Linked DNA regions of Homo sapiens: all the other regions are linked to region 3. A link is a contact called in ENCODE Hi-C data. All regions are on one chromosome and are shown on one strand. Each heading gives the region's core, a stretch centred on a gene start or an enhancer-like site at or near the end of the contact. The rest is flanking DNA. Distances are from core to core; before and after follow the strand shown. Region 1 holds the start of TBX15 (T-box transcription factor 15). Region 2 overlaps TBX15 (T-box transcription factor 15). Region 3 holds the start of LINC01780 (long intergenic non-protein coding RNA 1780).

What was found. Hi-C counts contacts between places; a loop is a spot of excess contacts on that map. Pooled maps may share reads with other maps.
Region 1: a map with no recorded cell type shows a loop between it and region 3 (4-fold over the local background). The contact joins the promoter of TBX15 here to the promoter of LINC01780 in region 3. A Hi-C loop is called at or near these places in 1 of 37 single-sample maps with no recorded cell type.
Region 2: a map with no recorded cell type shows a loop between it and region 3 (3-fold over the local background). The contact joins the enhancer-like site here to the promoter of LINC01780 in region 3. A Hi-C loop is called at or near these places in 7 of 37 single-sample maps with no recorded cell type and 3 of 50 pooled maps.

What each region holds. Positions count from the first base shown.
Region 1 is chr1:118,986,272-118,989,592 of GRCh38, forward strand. It overlaps TBX15 (T-box transcription factor 15), which reads right to left and starts at 2,072. Exons shown (of 8, transcript NM_001330677.2): 1 at 1,320-2,072. The coding sequence starts at 1,524. RefSeq lists enhancers at 939-1,472, 1,473-2,005.
Region 2 is chr1:118,912,578-118,915,929 of GRCh38, forward strand. It overlaps TBX15 (T-box transcription factor 15), which reads right to left. Exons shown (of 8, transcript NM_001330677.2): 6 at 1,538-1,602. Among named protein-coding and RNA genes, the nearest start is that of TBX15, 74 kb to the right of the region's middle. Within about 2 kb of position 1,899, at least 2 of the 41 ENCODE cell types and tissues checked have a DNase peak (open chromatin) inside an H3K27ac peak, as active enhancers do.
Region 3 is chr1:119,326,944-119,330,439 of GRCh38, forward strand. LINC01780 (long intergenic non-protein coding RNA 1780) reads left to right here and starts at 1,309. Exons shown (of 4, transcript NR_146623.1): 1 at 1,309-1,344; 2 at 1,801-1,846. RefSeq lists enhancers at 1-753, 754-1,615, 891-970.

The DNA.
Region 1 (3,321 bases), core at 822-3,321, 340 kb before region 3:
GCAGGGGTCCGCGTGGACAAGCACTTGCATTCAAATACAGGAAAAGGCTTGGACGGTCGAAATAAATCTCCTTTTAATTTTCTTTTCATCGACTAATAAAAATAATTCCCCAGCACTAAACTCAAATACCGTAACGGGCCACAAAAACACGGAGAATTCATAAAACTCTATCTCTGCAGGTCACCCGCTAATCGCATTATTATTAGCCTCGGGAGCATGGAAATTGAACTGTCACTGCCTAAAGAGAAAATGTAAGCGACAGCTGTCCCTCCTCTGAGTTGGACAGCTTTGTGGCTGAGATCCCCAAGCTCCTGAGCCCCAGACCGTCTCTATCCCAGTGCAGGCCGCTGCCCCCTCCCCGGGCTTGTCAGCGTGTGAAGCGGGGTCTACTCCCCAGCTCTGGCTGTTCAGCAGGAGCACCTTCCAGCATGGTTTTAGAAGTCCGGGCTGGAAAGCTTCTGAAACCGCTAAACCAAGTTGCGAGCGTTGTATGTGCGCGCGCGCACACTCAAGATTCTTCCGACAACAGCTGTTCCCCCGGGCTGTTTTTGCACAGTTGAAATCTTGGCACTTAACACAAAACGTTAAAGTTGGCTTCTCCCCTCCTAGGGTTCTGTTAAAATACAGACATGACATCCCCCCTGCTTTTTACATGTTCCGTGCACATAATATACATGGGTTACTGTAGGATCTGAGACACAAATCAATCGTACCCACACCCTAAATACACAGAGATGTGGGCCCTGAAGAGTGACCCAAGGAGTAAGGGGTCTAACATCCATTCTTGTTTCCGTAAACGCCAAAGGAGTAGAAATATAATTATGTTCCACCATCGAAAAGTTGGTGGGAGAAAGGCAAGGACGAGGTTGAAGGCTAAATGAGACAACTGGTCATTCCCCGAAGACTGAGGTATTGGATTGGAGAACGCCGCGCCAGTCCTCCCGAGTTCTCAGAAGCGAGTCCTAGATCTCGGCTCCCGCCGTTGCCTTCGGCCCGCGCCCCTCCCAATCCCAGGGACCGGCAGCCCTTCATCCACGGACACCCAGAAAGCTGCGCTCTCCACCCAAAAGAAAAAGAAATGCAAACAAACAGGACTCCTTGCTTAGGCTGGCGACGAAAATGCAAGGCTCAGTCCAGCCCCAAAAATTGGTTCCGGTGAATTTAGGGAGGCTCAGGGCATTTGCGCGAAGAAACAGAAACCTATGTTGGGGCAAGGCAGGGCGTCAATGGCAGGGCCTAGCTCCTCACCCGCGACCGGCGACTGGCCCTTCGGCGTCCCCTCTCCGCCCGCCTCCCGCGGTCGGCTGCGACGCACTCACCCGGGTGAGGCTCCAGGCCGTGTGCCGCCGCGTCCTCCGTGTCTCCGAGTGGGCCCGCGGGGCTCAGCGCCTCCATAGACAGGTCCAGCCCCTTCTCCTCCCAGTCTCGCAGTTTCCGTTTTTTATTTGAGCCGATCAAGGCTTCAACGGAGAAGGCATGTGCTCGCGAGCTCAGGGCGACTGCAGATCTTCTCCTTTCACTCATTTTAGCCGCCCACACCCCTGCCTCCGCTTGCCCCCGCTACCGAGGGAGCAGCCGGCGCCCTCAAGCTCTGAGCGCCCACCGGGCCCGGCCCGGGAGAGGCGGAGGCGCGTCGGACGAGGCTGAGACTGCGGCTCGCGGGTCTCTCCACCCTCCCCCTGCGTCCTCCTCCGCCCTCCTCTGCCGGATCCGACCTGCGCCCCTACGCTGGCCCAGCTGCTAGGAACTAGCGCCCCGAGCGCCGCCCGCTCGCTGCATGAGCGCCCGAGTCCTGCTTCCCACCCACCGGGGCAGGCGCTCACAGACTGTGTCCACTGAACTTCATCTTGTTTTTGTTATTATTATTATTCTCTCTCCTCTCTCTCTCTCTCTCTCTCTCCCCTCCCTCTCTTTTTCTCTCCTCCCCCTCTCTCTCTCTTCCTCTCTGCCTTCCCGTCCTCCCTGTGATCCAAACTTCTGGGAAACTTTTTTTTCCGCTAAATTCCTCCCTTCCCGAGGAACAGGGGGCAGGCGGTGCGCTCCTGTCCGAGGGGTGAGGGAGAGGGAGGGGGAGGAAGAAAAAGACTGAGGGGGAAAAAAGCCAGCCCCCAACCAATAGCGAGGAGGGAACAAGAGAAACTCCGAGAGCGCGAACCAATGAGAGGAAGGGAGAGACTGAGGCCCGGGCCAAAGCGCAGCGCCAGTCGTCCCCTGGATGCTCCTGGGCCGACTTTAACCCCTGGCTTCCCGGTTTCCCCATGGGTTACTCCAAGAGGGAGGTAGGACAGTTGAAAGTTGAGGTCTGATCTGCGCCTTTACAAACTCCTGCAAATCCCAAATCCATACGTTTTTCTTCCAGATCTGCTGGTCTCATAGACGCTGCAAGTCCAGAGTCACTTTAGTTGCAGATCTGGAATTTTGGGGCTCTGACAAAATGTTAACCTGTCCAAAATGCCAGAAAACGATTCTGATAATTTCGCGTCAGCCCCTAGGTGCTTTAGAATATTCTGGTTCCTCCTGGATTTCGCCACACAGGTTTTAATGTTCCTACTGAACGTTTTCTAAGCAAATCTGGGTAAGGCAAAAGGAAACAAACAAACAAGCAAACAGAAAGCCCTGTTACTAACCAGGGTCTTGTAACTGAAAATTCAAAGACCGCTTCCTCCTTCCAGCTCTACCTGGTGGAGAAGGAGACACAGGCGCCTTGAGAGCAAGGGGCGGGCGGCGGAGCGCGGGGTTTAGGGCGAGCTCCTCAGGCGTATTCCAGCTGGGCCCCCTCACGCCGCAAATACTCTCTTTCCCTACGGCCCGAACGCTGGGCTGCGCTTCGCCTGTTCCGGGCTCTTGTTGCAGAGAACCTATGGAGAGGTGACAGGCAAGAACAGCTAGGAACTTTAACAGAAGAGAAGGAGCTTTTTCAAAATTCCCTGCAAATCCCGTTACCTCAAGACCATGGCTTTCCCGGCCAGCTGATCTCCCCCCTGGCCGCCCCCTGCCTTTTGCGATCTCTAAGGACTGCATTCAACATGGATTTCTAAGGAATTAAAAAATCCAACGCTCCTGGCCATTCTTAATTCCCACACCTCTTCCCAAGTTACGCCACCGGTCGAGGACGGCAGGAGACCCCCGAGTGCAGAGAAAGCTCAAACCGGCAGCGAAGTCGGTCCTAGCCAAGCTGAAAAAACGTCTCGGATTTCGCGGACAGCGGCCTAGACACAGCCCGATCTTCCAGTCCTAGTGCCCTGGTCGAGACGGTTCTATCCTTTTGCAAAGAAGCCGGAAAGAGCTGGGTCCCGGGGGCGGGGGACAGACTGAGAGGCC
Region 2 (3,352 bases), core at 649-3,148, 410 kb before region 3:
CTTATCACTAACAAGGTCTTCTGTTAGCCCATAGTGCAGAACCTTGGAAAAAAAGGCAATAGGAAATGGCTTGCAAGCACATTCTGCTGACCTGGACATGTAAAATAAGCTAATGGGAAGGAAGAGGATGGGCCATCTGAAATGAAAGTAGTAGGTATTCATTCCTCACTGGCTAAATTTTGAAAATGACGGCCTTTGTCTTGTTATAAACAAAGAATGATCAAAAGGAGAGCATTTGACATGTAGTCCATAAGCCTGAGTTCTACTACGCTCTACCACTAACAAGTAGTTGCTTGACCAAAAATATATTGCTCAATTTTGTTGTCTACAAGCTGGAATTTTGAGTGATTTTTACTTTTCTCAGTACATACAATTTTTAAAAATTCTGAGGTGAATACCATTTTATTCAAATCTAAATATATTTTAAATATACATAAGTTTAGTAGAGAAGTGATTCATAAGTCATTTTGTAAAGAAAATGATTGCCATAACTGATTTTTAGCATAAATCTGGATTTTAATATAATGTACTGCACATTTCACAAAATGGTTTGAAATAAAAGTTTTTGGTTTATTTGAAAATTCTTACAGACAGAATACCAAAGATAACCCCTGGTAATCTGTCATTTGAATGTAAATAAATGCCCTCAAACTATAAAAAAAAAAAATCTATTAAAATAAACAGTCATTGCAAAGCCTACGCACTTATGAGACAGATGTGTCACATTTGTGGATTCAATACTGTCTATACAAGATGAAATTTTCTGATTGAATAATCTTAGATATAGCTGGTTTCCCTACCCATTTTGATTCTCTCCTAACTTTCCATAGGTAACAGCTTTTAATTTTATATAGGAGGAGTGAGAAAGAATTTCGAGAAAAGAAAGAAGTATCAACAAGAGAAATGACACAGTCTCTAAGGACATTTATAGCAGGAGCAAATGGTCCTATAAACTTCAGCAATAAGAGATTCACTATATAATAACCTAGTCATAGTGACTGAGGCTAAGTCATCAAGAAAGGGGTGTTCTGTAAACTCTCTTTTCTAAAGCAGGAAGCATCTGATATATTTTGGAACTATTTCCCAGGAGAAAAACAGTTACATTTTTTTTCACACTGTTTTAGCTCTTAAGGTAGTAATTTTCTGAAAAAATGTTATTTGTCTACAACTCCTTGTTTCCTGGGAATGAGAAATATATGAGATATCACTGCAGGTGCTGAAGCCACCTATAGATACTTATCAGAGAAAAATGGCAATCTTTTAATGATAATAAATTACCATAAAATTTGTTTTAAGTGACTCAATTACTAAATATGATGTGGGGAAGAAAACAGCATGAGGGATTTGATCTGGTGATTTAGACTATGCAACAAAGAATTTGATTCTTACGTTAGCTATCCATTTCTCTTTGCCGAAGTGTACACAGTGGCGGAGCATACAGGTGTTTTCTAAAAGGCAGGAGCCATCAACCATCAGCAGGATGTGAGGGAAGTAATGTCACATAGAAAAGAAGTGCCTCTTCCCCAGTGATTCTTACCTGTTTCTCCCAGAATCTCTGAATCCTTTAGCAAAAGGGTTTCGGTCAATTTTTAATCTGGTAATCTGGAAACAAACAAATAAGTATGAATTGCTTTTATATTAACTGATTTCTTTCTTAGTACTCCTAGAAAATTACAAAAATCACTTTTTTAATAACAGTTGTTGCTTTTATTTAATTTCCTTTCAGCTCAAGATTTAATTTGAAGCTGGATATAGAACTTGGCCTGGCACACAGATGTCTGACCCACCCGACTCACTTCTCTATAAAAACTAAAATTTGCCCAGTATGTGACTCTAAAAACTCTCTCCTACTCACCTTCCTTGCCCCAGAGTGGTGGTAAATCACTTGCCTAGACAGATATTGAAATGGAAAATTGGTCAATGGTCACGTCCATGGTACATGACACACGGGAGGCACTTAAAAAATGCTTGTTGAATGAGTGAGTAAACAAATGATGTGTAAGTGAGTTAATAATTAATAATGGACTCAGTCAATTCAGTTAGGTGGAATCAGACCACAAGACAATCTGCCTTAGCCTGAAAGACCCAAAAAATTGACTGCATTTGCCATTTCACTGAAGGCATGCCTTTCCTACCACTAGAAATTATTCATTTAATGACTTGAAATGTTCATGTAGAAGACAGAAAAAGCAGACTTTTGCCAGGGTCTTACCCAAAGGAAAATCTACAATGTGAGACTGAATGGGGCAGGATGCAGTACATGTTATCCAGTCTCCAAGACTCACAAGCAAATCAGAAACAAAGAGCCAGTTTCATAAGGCTGACCAAGCTAGCACATCCAATTGTGTCACCAGCTTGGTCCTCAGGGGCCATGTGGTTCAACCCCCACTCAATGCATAAGTCCCCATCCATTGCATCCTATCTTAGTTCTGGCAAACCCTGCCATGGTTGTATATATTGCCCTCATGCCTGTAGACTAGAACAAGCCTGAACAACATATGTCACATGCACTCTAGTGTTTCCACTTTCAGCCTTGGTACCTTTGTGTCTGAATTGTTAATGACTCACTACATGCAAGCAATGGAGACTTAGGCATAGGTGCTAGGGAGCTCAGGAAGGAAGGAAGGCACTCCCAATGCAAGGTGATTCTAGAAATAAGGGAATCTCATTATTTAAGACCATCTTCATATTTTTGATAATTGTAGAACGTATCACTAGGACAGCTAAAGTTGTTTCCTACATTGCAAATCTTTCCTAGTTCTCTTTCACCTCATTTTATCAGAGTGGAATTTCCCAAGACCGCAGTCTTTAAAGGTCTTTCAAAGCAATGTGAGATTCTGACAAACAGACTCTGACTTGAAAGAGTCTTCCAGGCTTCAAGGTTATTTTCTTCCTAAATATTCCTTGCCTTTAAAATTGCACACTAATTATGCAGCACCAACAATGTAGCAAAAGCAATTTTACATGTATTTTATAGACCATAGCAGGAGTCTAAAGGTTTGGCTTTCTAAAGTCGAGTGTCTGCCATATGAATACTGTATTGAGTTTAAAGAGTGTCACTGCTTTTCTGTGTTTGACCGAAAATCAGTTCTTTCTTCCTCCATAATCCACAGCAATAAACCATGCACCATATTTTCTTTTCAAGTTGGAGTTATAATATTTTATTTTCTCTTTCAAGTTGGTTTATCCTGTCCAACTCATTTATGATAGGGATTTCTGACACATGACTGTGATACCATGTTTTGGGGGTCTCCACAGACCCCTGTAAATATAACAGCACTCTACTTCATGGGCCCGGGGGAAATGGTTAAAAATATATTTCCCACAGCTCATTGGATCCCAGGCCAATGGG
Region 3 (3,496 bases), core at 59-2,558:
GGACTGAAAAGGGACTTACCCAAGAGGGCCCTTCTGCCTAGAAGGACTGGCACCTAAGTCCCCCGTCGTGTTTCAACTACTTGGTCATCCATGGCGATTCAAGATGGGGCAGTGTGGGTTGAAACCCCCCACCCCACCTTGTGTTGTGGGGAGGTCACCCAAACGTCCTTTGTAGCTTTCAATCCTCCCAAAGTAGCTGCAAAGAGGACGTGATGTGAATATTAAAAGCCCGAGGCTGGAGGACTTGCCTCCCCAACTCCAGTGCGGAGCCACAGAACTTCAAAGCGAAAGGAAGCACAAGCAGTAGGGGGAGGAGGTGTAAATTTCCCCCGCGGTCCCTTGGAACTGTGAACATTTGCAGATTCCCCAAGCCCTCCCGCTAGCTCCCTGCCAGGTGTCCGAGGCCCGACCGCGCCCCGCCCCCACCGCGCCCCCCTCCCCGCACCCCGCCCCTCCTGCTCCCGGCTTTCATGTGGATCAAGGCTGGAGGATGACAAGCTCCTGACTGATAGATACATGGAGACTTCGCTGGTGATTTATTGGCTTTCTGCACCTGACGAGAACCACTAGGCCTATCTGAGGAGGGAAATATATGGGCTTTCCTGACTCCAAGTGGCAGCCCCGGGGCGAGCATGTGATGTCAAGCTGGGCAGAGGAAAGCGGAGCTGTGCACCGGCCTGTGTACTGTAAGCCGGCCCGGGTCGTAAAAGTGTCAGCACGCGATATATTTCTTGCAGGGGATCCTCTCTGGCTCTTGCCAGCGCCTCTCCCCCGTGGCTGGCAGCCGCCCTAGCCGGGCCTGCAAACAGCGGATGCCCCAGGTCGCTATCCCTCCGCCCTGCCCCGGAGCGCCGGGCCCTCACGTTCTCGCTCCAGCCTGGGGTCTCTCACGTGGCATCTGGCCCTGGGGACGGTGCAGCGGAGGAGTTAATTGCTGTCACTCCTGACTTCAGCGAAAGAGGTCGATCGTGGGGTGAGATATTGAAGCTGGGGATTGACCTGTGGACCAAGAGTTTGATGGGGCAACTCAATAGCAAACTCAATGTTCCCAGAGATGAACCAAGTAATCAGTTATTTATTCAGAAAATTAAGTGCCATTCGTGTGCCAGGCACTGCGCCCCCTACCCGCAGGCCTCACCTTGGCCACCGGCCTGAGTTGTTCTCATTTCTCCTCCCTCTACCTCCAGGCTTCTTCCTCGGGGTTAGCAGGGGCCTGGAGTGGATGTTTAGTCTACCGGTCAGACTCCAGGTCTTATATCTTGAAACTGTAAGTCCCTGAATTCACAGACAATTCAGAGTAAGGATGGAGGCAAAGAAGAGGACCTTGGGTTTACTGTTCACGAGGTAGGTGGGGAAGGGCTTGAAAAACAGAGATATAAACTGCATTTGTACCCCATGTCAATGGGAGTTTTAAGATTTTGACCAATTTGATGAATTGGAGCTCATCTGTCACTAATTGTTCTGTCTTCAATTAAAGTGCAAGCTTATTCTTGGGCCCGCAATATTTGAAATATGTGCTTGTTACTCTGTCCTAAAACTCCATTCTGTCATCATCTTTGGAAATGGGCTAACTCTACATTTTGTATGCAAAAATTTTGTAAATATTCCAAATTGGGATATTGATAGGCTTTTTAAATTAGAAGATACATTTAATTAAATTAGGATTAATTAAATTATGAGCCAAATTAGGAGATAAATTTAATTTAAAGCATCGATATGCTCTTGTCTCTCATCTTCCCTCTTTTTTCATCTCCTGACCTGGTCTTGGAAAAAACATTTGCTGATTAAATGTCCTGCTAGATGACCTCATAAAGGTGTTCAGTGATGAAGAGGAGTGGCTGAAGAGGTAAGGAGAACACTCAAAGCAACAACAGCAAAACGTACAGTATGAAGGGGGTAGTCATAAGGTCAGTCCATAACCCTGCCAGCATCATCCAGATAGAAGTGGATCTGCTATCCCTCCCCACACCTGACTTCACTACCTGCACACCCACAAGCAGGGCAGCACTAGCCCCCAGTGCTCTTCTGTGCATATTAGAGTCTTCCCTGGAGGGCTCAGTACCTTGCTGGGACTCATGGCATGGGGAGCAGAACCCAGGCTGAATTTCAGTCCCTACAAGGTTTTAAGTACAGGGATCAGCCTGCACAACCGAATGGGAGGCCCGGCCCTCATCTGCCCTTCTGTAACTTGTCTTTCCCTGCCAGGCCTCCCTCGGAGCTCATTGTTGAAATCTGGCATCCAGAGCTATGGATTCCCCGCTCTGCCATTTACAAACTGTATGATTAGGGCTCATCAGTTCATCTCTCTGAGTTACTTTCTTTTCTGAAATGGAGGTAGGGCTACTTCTCTCACATGGCTTTATGAGGGTGAAGTGGTTTCCAATGAGCACTCATCTGGATATTCTAGGCCCATCCACTCACATAGCTAATGACACTCCTTCTTTACAAGATGAAGGATTAGGAGATGATTTTAAATCTTTTAGCTGGAAGGGCCTTTAAGAGATACCTGTGTCTGTCTTGGGCCTTAGAGTGAGTAAAGGGACAGCAGGTGGTCAGGCCCTGCCAACAGCAGGATATTTTCTGCAGGTGCCCAACAGCAGCCCTGGAGTTGCCTCAGATCCTCCCACTGGAGGCTTCATTGCTGTATCTGCCATTCCATCCCTGGCAGGGATAGGCCAAGGTCTTAGATACCCTGGCACCCAACACTCCATACAGGCTTGTCTCTGAGCAGACTCTCGGTGAAGGCTATTGTGCTAGTCTGAGCAGAACGGGAGGTGCAGGGATTGCAGCTGTTCCTTCACTGCAGTGTCAGTTTGGAAATTTTCCCAGAAGACTTAGCTGGTGCCTCTTCTTTGATATTCATGAGTGTGTGAACACAACGACCCTCCTCATCTTTGTCGAACCCATTCCTCTTGGACCACACCAAGTATAGTCCAAAAAGAAGGTGATTTAGGAGAAGTGTGAAGGCACCCTCAGTTCTGGCAAATTCTTGGGTATCCTGCAATTCTCACTCAGCAGCATCCCAACAAAACCAGAGAAAAGACCCGGGGCCGGGAGATGAGCCAGGAAAATAGCTTCATGTTTGACTTGAGGGTACAGGCATCTGCAGAAGCCAGCCTGGAAGACTCTTCATGAGCCCAGCTGCAAGGGGCATCCTAGAGCCAGTTCATGAGCCCAACTTTACAGAGGCATCAAGCTTCCCCTCCCCTAGAAAGGAAGGCTATAGAGCAAGCAGAATGTTTAAGACACAGGCTTTCAAGTGAGGCTGACTTGGATTAGCGGAACTAAGGATGACGTGGCCCTGTGCAAGGAACTTAATATCTCTGGGCTTCATTCTTTATCTGTTTACCTACCCCCAGGTCCTGAAAGTACCACAGAAATATCTGTTTTTATTCAGAGGATAATAAAACAGAATATTTACATATTGCTTCATATTCCCCCAGGATATTTTTAGATTACCACAATATCCTAAGAGTTTGTTTATGCATGCTTTATA